Linked DNA regions of Homo sapiens: region 2 is linked to region 1. The links are chromatin loops, found by intact Hi-C in ENCODE. Cell type or tissue: mammary epithelial cell. All regions are shown on one strand. Region 1 overlaps PTPRG (protein tyrosine phosphatase receptor type G). Region 2 overlaps PTPRG (protein tyrosine phosphatase receptor type G).

Region 1 (5,000 bases):
TGTGTCAAATATAGTACTACATTCCCATAATAAGGATGTATAAACTGATACATGCAGGACTTAACTCACATGGAGTAGGAGTACAAATTCTGGTGAATCTGAGACTCAAGTTTGTGCTCTTAGTTTTAATTATACGTGACATCATCTGTTCAGTAAAATGTACAGAGTACAGACAACACCATGTCTCAAAGAACTTACAGGTTTAAATAAAGGTGAGCTATGAGAATCATTACCCTACAAATGTTCTTTAAAGTTGACCAACTGCCATAGCACAGATTTTCTTTCCACAGTCCCATGAAGTATCACCATCGATACAGTGATATCATCAAGATCATCCTCATATATCATTCCCTCCCCTCCTCCATCCAACATTTAACAGATGAAGAAAGTAAAGTTGAGAGGGCTTAAATGAATAGGCCAAAGTCAACCCCCAAATGGTAGCACCTTAATTTTACCTGGAATTTTAGTTTGAAATCTATATCAAATAGATCTATAAAAAGCTACCAGTGGCAAGGATACAATGGCAGAAGCACTCTCAGATAATGCCAAAGGCACTAAAATTTACCACAAATATTTTGGGGAAGAATTCTCACAATATATATTAAAACTTTATCAATTTTCACACTTAAGCCCAATGAGTCTACATGTGGGAATCTAAGAACCTAAGAAAATCCAACTCAGCAAAGGAACAGTTATGCACAGATGGGCTTCATATCCATATTCTTAGCGTCAAAAAGGGATGAACAAACTGCCTGTCCAACAATGCAAGTCTATACTCACTGATGGAATATGACATAGCTCTGAAATAGAAGCCATTTAGTAAGTGAAAGGATGATGAAAAAAGCAAAAAAAAGCAGAATATGAAATCATATATCCATGATTGCATAAACCATCACACCACACTTGACAAAATAAAAATCTTTACATTTAATGGTTCAGACCATTGTATTAGCCAAATTTAGTACTTGTTTATGGCCAAAATGACATCATCCATTTAGCTTAATGTCAGAAGCATTATTTCATGGAAGAGTAACATGTCACTGTAAGGAATTTCTCTCTTCTTTCTCAACTTCCAATAAGACGTGCTTGATATATTTTAACATCCATATTCCCCTCCTTTATCTCCCCGCCAGAGGACCAAAATTTTGTATCTAAACTTACTCACATACTATTATTATTATTAAAAATACTTATTTTACATGTTTACTAGAGAAAATCTAGAAGTCAGTTGTGTATACACAAATACATATTCACAAACGCACACACAAGCTTTTGTTTATATATACATCTTTAAAAACATCCATTCACTTTGACCCAGAAATTCCACTTAAAATGTTTTACTGCAACAATAGTAAAGATAGACACAGCTGTCTTAACCAACAAGGAAAGCCTTTGTTCAAATTAGCCAAATTTATAATCAGTGTTCAGTGGCAGTTACATGCACTAAATTTGGAAGAATGTCACTCATTTCTAATCAGAACACCATGATTATAAATTATTATGCCATTAGCCCTTTTCTGCTTTTAACTATATACCTTTCCTTCCCAGTAAGGGAATGAATTTAGACATCTAAAATGCAGTTAATATAAGTCTTAGGGTTTTGATGCATTACTAACATTTGAAATGAGGCGTGAGACCATTCCTATGGTGGGTTAATATTTCTTACTACTTCTGACAAGTAGAATGGAGATTAAGGAGTTGAAAAAGGTGAGATGAACTGAAGGTCTTGCTGATAAAATGAGTAATAATAAAATGTTTCTAATGGAGGTTTTTAACATTCGACTCTGCCTAGTTTGTTAAAAAAGCCTTTATAGTTCAATGCAAGAGATCAAATCACAATCAGAGGCCCCCACTGACAGACCCATCTCCCAACCAGATGTGCGGACAAAGATAAGGCCTGTGATAACTGCAATAGGCCCTATGTGTGATCTCATAATGGTCCAGGTCAGGCCTAGACTTTGTATTCCATTTTCAAACTTGAGCAGAAGTGTCACTTATTCAAGAAGTTTTCCTTGAGCCCACCATTCCAGATTAGTTTACTTTGTCATACACTTCAGAAAACCAGGTTTTCTCTGGGAGCACCAATCTGAGTTTCACTGATCCACTAGAAAGAAATTAAGCCAATGCTGTTTGTGACAAGTCCTGCTTCTCACAAGCCCAACTTTAAGTTTTATGGCAGAAATGGCTAGGAGAAAACTTCGGCCAAAGTGGCCTTAATAAACATACAAGCTAAGCAAAAACAAAGTGGCCTTAATAAATGTACAAGCTAAGCAGAAACAAAGTGCTTGCTATGCCAGTGTTGATTCAAGACAAATCCAACTAGATCCGCTTCTACCCACTCTGCAGTGGCAGAATCTTATATAGAAATTCTAGAGCCACCTGTCTATTTGGCTTCCCATTGTTCCCACAGAGTGTAGCAAAAAGTACTGGCATATAATAAACACCCAGCAAATCATTCTTGAATAAGGAAAGTGAGAAAAAAAAAACACGAATGAATGAAAACTAAGTCAGTGGGTCCTAGTCATCTTTACATGTTTTGCATGTTATTGAAGAGGAATTATAAATCCTGAATCCCTATCACATAGTTCTACCTGGGCCACCAGAAGGCAACCTCACATCAGCACACCCCATTGTAAAACAATGGTATGGTTCACAACCTATCAACATTCCATCTGAATGAACATTCCATCAGGACAGAGCCATACTTGGCCTTCTTGACATTCCCCATTCCCCACTCATCAGGATAACTCACTCACAGCCACATCTCAGGTGTCTCAAGTAATGTCTCATCTCCACATTGCTAGAGGCCACCTGTATCAGTGTTGCCTGCTGTGCACACAAGTAATTAACTTATAATACTCCACTGGCGCTGACACATTCCACAGCATCAAAAATTTCGCCAGCAGATAGTTAAGCATGCGAGATGATTCCTTAGTTAAACTCGATAACCAAATATCACATGTAAATGTCAGTCAATATGGAAGACCTTGTTGACATGCAAGTCACATATTCAGGGCGGAGGTATAGTAGCTATGGTTAAACCTCCTTCTTTTGAAATCTACTAATCTGGATTCTGTGGTAATGCAGATGGAGCTAGAATAGATTTGTTTTTGCCATGAAAGAAAAGTTTGCTTTGAGAGTCCTGAAAACAAAACTGCACGGGTCAGATCTGACTAGATGACAAGTTCAATAAAGAAAGAAATCATGCATAGCACAGTGATAAAGACCATGAATCCTAGAACCAGACCACAGAATCCCACTTTTGCCACTTGGCATGTAAGTGGTCCTGGGCAAGTTACCTAAACTCTTCATCTGTTTCCTTGTTTACAAAATGAGAATAATTGCAGCACCTAACTCTTAGAATTACATGAGGTGAAATGCTTAGTGTCTTGCAAATAGTGAGCATGTTACGTGTTAAATATTAGCCATTATTATTGCCCAATGCTAAACACACAGTTGGACCACAATAAATACTTGTAGAAGAATGAATGAATGAATGAGCATACCCAAAGCTATTTTTGCAAGTGCTTTAGAAGAACACTCTTGAACAACTCACACATTTTCTGCTCATTAAAGTAAGTCCACCCTAAGGGTTTAAGCTTAACTTTTTTTTTTTTTTTTTTTTGAGACGGAGTCTTGCTCTGTCACCCAGGCTGGAGTGCTATGGCGTGATCTTGGCTCACTGCAACCTCCACCTCCTGGGTTCAAGCCATTCTCCTGCCTCAGGCTCCCCAGTAGCTGGGATTACAGGCGTGCACTAGCACGTCCAGCTAATTTTTGTATTTTTAGTAGAGACGGGGTTTCACCATGTTGGGTGTGAGCCACCGTAGCTTAACACTGTAGTCATTCTGGATTTTTTTTTTTTTTTGAGACAGAGTTTCGCTCTTGTTGCCCAAGCTGGAGTGCAATGGCGCCATCTCGGCTCAATGTAACCTCCGTCTCCCGGGTTCAAGCAATTCTCCTGCCTCAGACTCCTACGTAGACGGGATTACAGGTACATGCCACCACGTCTGGATAATTTTTTGTATTTTTAGTAGAAACAGGGTTTCACCATGTTAGCCAGGCTGGTCTCGGACTCCTGACCTCAGGTGATCCGCCCACCTTGGCCTCCCAAAGTGCTGGAATTACAGGCGTGAGAGACTGCACCCGGCCCCGGATTCTTTACTAACTACAAAATTATATCATTTTGATTGGATTTTTTTTAAAGGCTGAACAATTCAAAGAGATACTAATCTAGACTGCGTTTCCTTCTAAAATTCTAGGTCAATGAGACAGTATGTGATCAAATGACAATAGAGTGGGTTGGAACTACCCAGCGACTCATCAAAAAGGCCATAAAAAAGCAGAGAGAACAAAGCCTGAAGCTCAGGCTGAGCCACGCGTGTAAAACCACGACACAAGGACGGACAAAGGAACTATAATAAAGAGTGGAAAAAAGTGGTGAAGGCAATAAAGACAAGAGGAGCTTCACATGAATGGAGAATTATTGGCTTTATAGGTGCCTGGAGAAAGGCAGAACAGGTCATATCACTTTCCCTTCTAGTGAAGGGCAGTTCAGCGATTTGGAATTCAACTATGTTTGATGGAGAGTTTTGATCTCAAACTAACATTTTGCTCTAGCAGCGGCAATGGAGGTGGGTCATTAACTCATAACCCCATAATAAATAAATGCATGTGACAATGCCACCCAGGAGAGGACAGTGCTGAGAGAACCATCTGAGAAAGTCCCCCAGTCCATAAGAAAAGATCTCCTTTCCCATGACGTTTCCCGCCTCATTCACACTTTATACTTCAGTGAAGATTACTGATTAATTTTATCCTCTCCAAGTCATGGTTTATGTTATAAAGCCATCCTGCCAATATCTTTGGGAAAGTCTCCAAACCACTTTAGTGATTACAGAGTAAAATTGTCCCCTCTTTCCCATCAACTTAGTTCTATGTTTCTGAAAAGATAACACATTAACCATTGTGCTCTATACCTTCTGAAGCAAATTCCACAT
Region 2 (5,000 bases), 71 kb after region 1:
CCATGAAAAAAAACCTCCTAAAACTAGTGAGTTCAGTAAGGTTACAGAATAAAAGATCAACCTGAAAAGTCCATCACATTTCTATATACTAAAAAAGGAATAAATGGAACAAAAATACCATTTATAACTGTACTCTAGAGAAAATATGTAGGTATACACAAAACATGTACAGTATCTGTATGCTAAAAATTACAATGTGATATTGAAAACAAATCAAAAACCTAAATAAATGGAGAGATACAGTGTGTTCCTAGACTCAAAGTAGTAAAAATGCCAGTTCTCCCCAAACTGATCTATACTATTAATACAATTCCTATTAAAATCCCAGGAAAGTTTTTGCAGACATCCACAAGACTATAAAACTTCTATAGAATAGCACAGGCCCTAGAATGGCTACAAAAATCTTGACAGAACAATCGAGAGAGAAGAATCTTTCTACCTGATATTGACTTACTGTACAGCTATAGTAATCACGACAGTGTGATATTGGTGGAGAGATAGGGACATCAATCAATGGAACAGAAGAGAGAACCCAGAAATAGACTCAAACAAATATGCTCAACTCATTTTTGATGAAGATATAAAATTAATGGAAGAATACCCTTTTCAACAGATGGTGCCAAAGTAACTGGAAAACCTTAGGCAAAAAAAAAGAGAAGATCAGCCTAAACCTCACACCTCATACAAACATTAACTCAAAATGGATCATCTATTTAAATTTCAATTGTAAAACTATAAAATTTTCAGAAAAACATAGGAGAGAATCTTGGTAACGTAGGGCTAAGCCCTACATTCTTAGTGTTCTTAGACCTGAACACTAAGAGCATGATCTATAAAAGGAAAATTTGATAAACTGAGCCTAATAAAAACTAAAAACTTTTCTGCCAAGAAAGCTCATAAAGACAAAATAACACAGGATAAACACACAAGTTACAGACTGGGAAAAATACTTGCACACCACAAATTCAACAAAGGACTAGTATTCAGAATATATTAAAAAAAAAACCTCTCAAAATTTAATAGTAAGAAGGAAAAAAATACAATTAGAAAAGAGAATCGGCAGAAGACACGAATAGTTCACCAAAGACGACATACAGATAGCAAATAAGCATGGGAAAAGTTGTTCAACATCATTACCCATTAGGTAAATGCAGATTCAAACTACAATGAGATATCACTACATTGGTGATCCAAAAGGCTAAAGTAAAAAATTAAAAATCAGTATCAATATCAATATCAAATTGTAATGTCAAAAATTGCCAAGGCTGCAGAGATATGTTGCTACAGGAATGCAAAATGGTACAGCCACTCTGGAAAACCATTTGCCAATTTCTCATAAAACTGCATACGTAACTACCACACAACCCAGCAATTGGACTCTTGGTTATTAATTCCAGAGAAATAGAAAATGTAGGTTCATAGAAAAACCTGTACACACATGTTCCCAGCAGCTTTATCTGTAATAGCCAAAAACTGGAATCAGTCCAGATATCCTTCAATAAGTGAAAGGTTAAACTGTGGCACATCTACACCTTGGCATATTACTCAACAATAAAACAGAACAAACACTGATATACACAAAATGGATGAGTTCCCGAGAATTATTCCAAGTGAAAGAAAAGCAATCTGCAAAGATTAAATATTGTATGATTCCACTTATGTAACATTTTTGAAGTGACAAAAGCTTTAGAAATGAAGACAGATTAGAGGTTTCTAGGAGTTAGAGATGGGAGGAGGGAGGAGGTAGGCGTGGTTATAAAAGGGAAACATGAGGGATCCTTATGGTATTGGAACTGTTCAGTATCTTGACTGGGATAGTGGATACATGAACCTACGCAAATGACAAAATTATATAGAATTTATACACACATGCACACACCTACATAATGCACATAATAAGTATAAATTAAAATCAGGAAATCTGAAGAAGATCAGTGGACTATATCCATATCAATATCCTGTGATATACCATAGTTTTACCAGAATGCTACCTTTGGGGAAACTAGGCAAAGTATATAAGTGATATCTCTGTATTATTTTTTACAACTGTATGTGAACCTACAATCTGAATAAAAATTTAAATTTAAAAAGTGCAGGTTGATAGCCAGAAGAGAGAAATTACATGGTGAGAATCCTGAAATATAAATGGTATCACTTTCAAATTTTTAAAGAGAACCAACTCTCATCTGCAGCAACAGGTGACATCACATCACTAAATAGGAAACTTCATTTTTTATCACTTGTTTCAGCCCCTAATCACAATAAAACTTAAACTGCTACCAAGAAGCCCAACAAACATATTTCGAAACACAAAACTTGACTTTCAAAAATAAAATGCCCTCCTGGTGATACTTTCAAAGTCAAAAGGTGGCCTACTCTGTCTTAAGACATGTGGATAATTGCTCCTCAGTTTCTAAGGTCAAAATCCTATACATTTATATGCACAGCATGCGATTTTACAAGCTCGGAAACCTGGAGCAAATGATTAGCTGAACTGTAAACTTAATCACTAGCAAGATAGGCCAGCAGATCTAAGAAAAAATAAAAAGACAAGGAGAAAAGCATTTTAATAACCATGAAGGTACTCTATTCTGTTGCTAAGCAGGAAGTTTACATGAAAGGGTGTGAGGTTCAGCTCTTTGTGGCTACTTCCCCTAAAAGTACGGTCCAAGAAACACCCTGCATCAATCACTTTCCAGATCCCTTGGCTCCCAGCCAGACCAACTAAGTCAGAGTAATGCTTGAAAAAACCACTGTGACAAGCTATGAAGTGACTCATACGCATGAGTTTCAGAAGCCCTGTTAGAACACTTACCTGTTTATAATTTACTGCTGTCTTCTTCCTGCTGAGGAGTGATTCTCATCAGGGATCCATTCTGCCCCTAGGGGATGTTTAACGACGTCCATCTGGAGACACTGGTTGTCACAGCTATGGGGGCAGAGGGCCCAGAGATACTGCTAACCATTCCACAATGTACAAGATACCCTCCTACAACAAAGACTTATGGGGCCCCAAATATCAATGGTGCTGAGATTCAAACTCCTGACAGAGAGGGATGCTAGCATTGCATTTAACAAAAGGATCGCTAACATACAATTAAAAAAAAAAATAAAAGCAAGATTAATAACTTAGAGCTACTAAGTGGATCTGATCTCCAAGGGCAAAGGTAGCTGTTACTCCCTTGATCTTCTCAAATCTGATTCATCCCAAGGAAGAAGGTTTTCTTTGTGACCATGTTTTAAGAGCCTCATTGCTGGAGCCATAAAGCCCAAGTTGAAATCACAGTTTTGACACTTAATATCTAATATCTGGGTGACATTAAGTTAGGCGATTACCTTTAGTAAGTCTCTATTATCTGTAAAGGGGAATTAATGACTGTTCTTCACCCTAAGAGCTGTTAGAAAAATGAAAATAAATAAGAGATGACTGTCAAAAACCATAGCATGGATCCCAAAAATAAATGTTTTGTTATTACTAATGAACTCTTTCCAATTTTTACTCCAGTCTTTTTATTTCTCAGCTGCCAACAGAGTAAACCATCTTTTTCAGATTAAATTTGGTTACTCTTTTAAATAGTTTCCAACTCCTCCAGCACCAGATAAGATAAAAGCTGACCTTTTTTTTTTTTTTTTTTTTTTTTTTTTTTTTTGACACAGAGTCTTGCTCTGTTGCCCGGGCTGGAGTGAAGTGGCACAATCTTGGCTCACTGCAGCCTCCACCTTCCAGGTTCAAGCAATTCTTTCGCCTCAGCTCCCAGTAGCTGGGATTACAGGCACGCACCACTACACCCAGCTGATTTTTGCATTTTTAGTAGAGACGGGGTTTTGCCATGTTGACCAGACTGGTCTTGAACTCCTGACCTCAAGTGATCTGCCCACCTCAGCCTCTCACAGTGCTGGGATTAGAGGCGTGACCATTTCTAATTAGCCTGTAAACTTAGTGCCAGCTGCTTTCTCTGCAAATAACACCCCCACCACCAGCTTCTCTATCAGTCCCAAATACTCTCAGGTAACAGACAACTTTAACAAGGAGGAAACCACCACTCCTATTAGCCCAGTAGTAAGTGACCTGACCAGCACCAAAGAAATGTTTGAAAGATACATCCTTTAAGAGTTGTTTGCATAAACGAAATGTTTCTCTTAAAAGTTCCCTAACCATACCAACTGGATGCCCCCGCTCAAGAATCCAAGTCCAATCAACAAATATTTATTATACACCACTGAAAGCCTGATGATAAAATGGTGAACACACAGACGTAGCTCCTGCCCTTAATAATCATGGTTTAGAAGAAAATGTTTCACATAAAGACTCCAAAACATACCTCATTAGATGAAAGAAAACCTGTCTTACCAAAAAAAGTATCACCCAGTCCTCAAGTGGATTTTTGTATGAGCCATCCAAACTGCAGAGGCAGCTGCGCCATAGCGGTTAAGACTACCAAAGCTAACGGTAGATAATGGGCTCTTCCACCTACAGTCAATAATCAATCACTCTGGGTAATCACTCTGGATCTACTTTGCCCAAAATGCTAAAAAGAGATATTGACATTGACTACCTTATGGGGTTCTTATGAGAATTAAGTTAGTTTAACAGTACCTGGGGCTCAATTTATAGTGGCTATTTTTATACTTATTACCAAAGGAATTGGGATTTCAAAAACTGGCATCCTGCAGTTCATAATTCTTCAACAAGTCTACAAGAACATCTTTCAGCAGCTTGCAGACACACTGACTTTCCCAAAATATGCTATCTCCTAAAACATTGATAAATTCTTAAATTTTCTGTACTGAGAGCACTCCAATTAGAACTTCCTCCACTATCACACATGGCTCCCAGCAGCATTCATCTGCACCTCATCAGCAGTCGACGATAATGACGTGCCACCCATCAAGATAACAGTCTAAATGTAAGAACATCTGTTACATCCCTGCATTAGAAACTGGGAATGAAGGTTTTGAATCGAGTTTGATTCTTATGCTGTATTGTATCTACTCTTTAG

Evidence for each region. Peaks named below come from ENCODE experiments on the same cell type or tissue, not always from the same donor. Only the 100,000 strongest peaks of a DNase experiment are listed, where the experiment ranks them.
Region 2: it touches region 1 in a loop (2.0-fold over the local background); 3 of 110 quality-filtered maps call a loop at or near these places.

What each region holds. Positions count from the first base shown.
Region 1 is chr3:61,964,113-61,969,112 of GRCh38, reverse strand. The region is part of intron 2 of PTPRG (protein tyrosine phosphatase receptor type G); the gene reads right to left. Among named protein-coding and RNA genes, the nearest start is that of PTPRG-AS1, 350 kb to the left of the region's middle. In mammary epithelial cell, no CTCF peak of the experiment used is centred here; a DNase peak (open chromatin) is centred at 2,722.
Region 2 is chr3:61,892,952-61,897,951 of GRCh38, reverse strand. All of the region lies in intron 2 of PTPRG (protein tyrosine phosphatase receptor type G), which reads right to left. Among named protein-coding and RNA genes, the nearest start is that of PTPRG, 330 kb to the right of the region's middle. In mammary epithelial cell, no CTCF peak of the experiment used is centred here; a DNase peak (open chromatin) is centred at 2,721.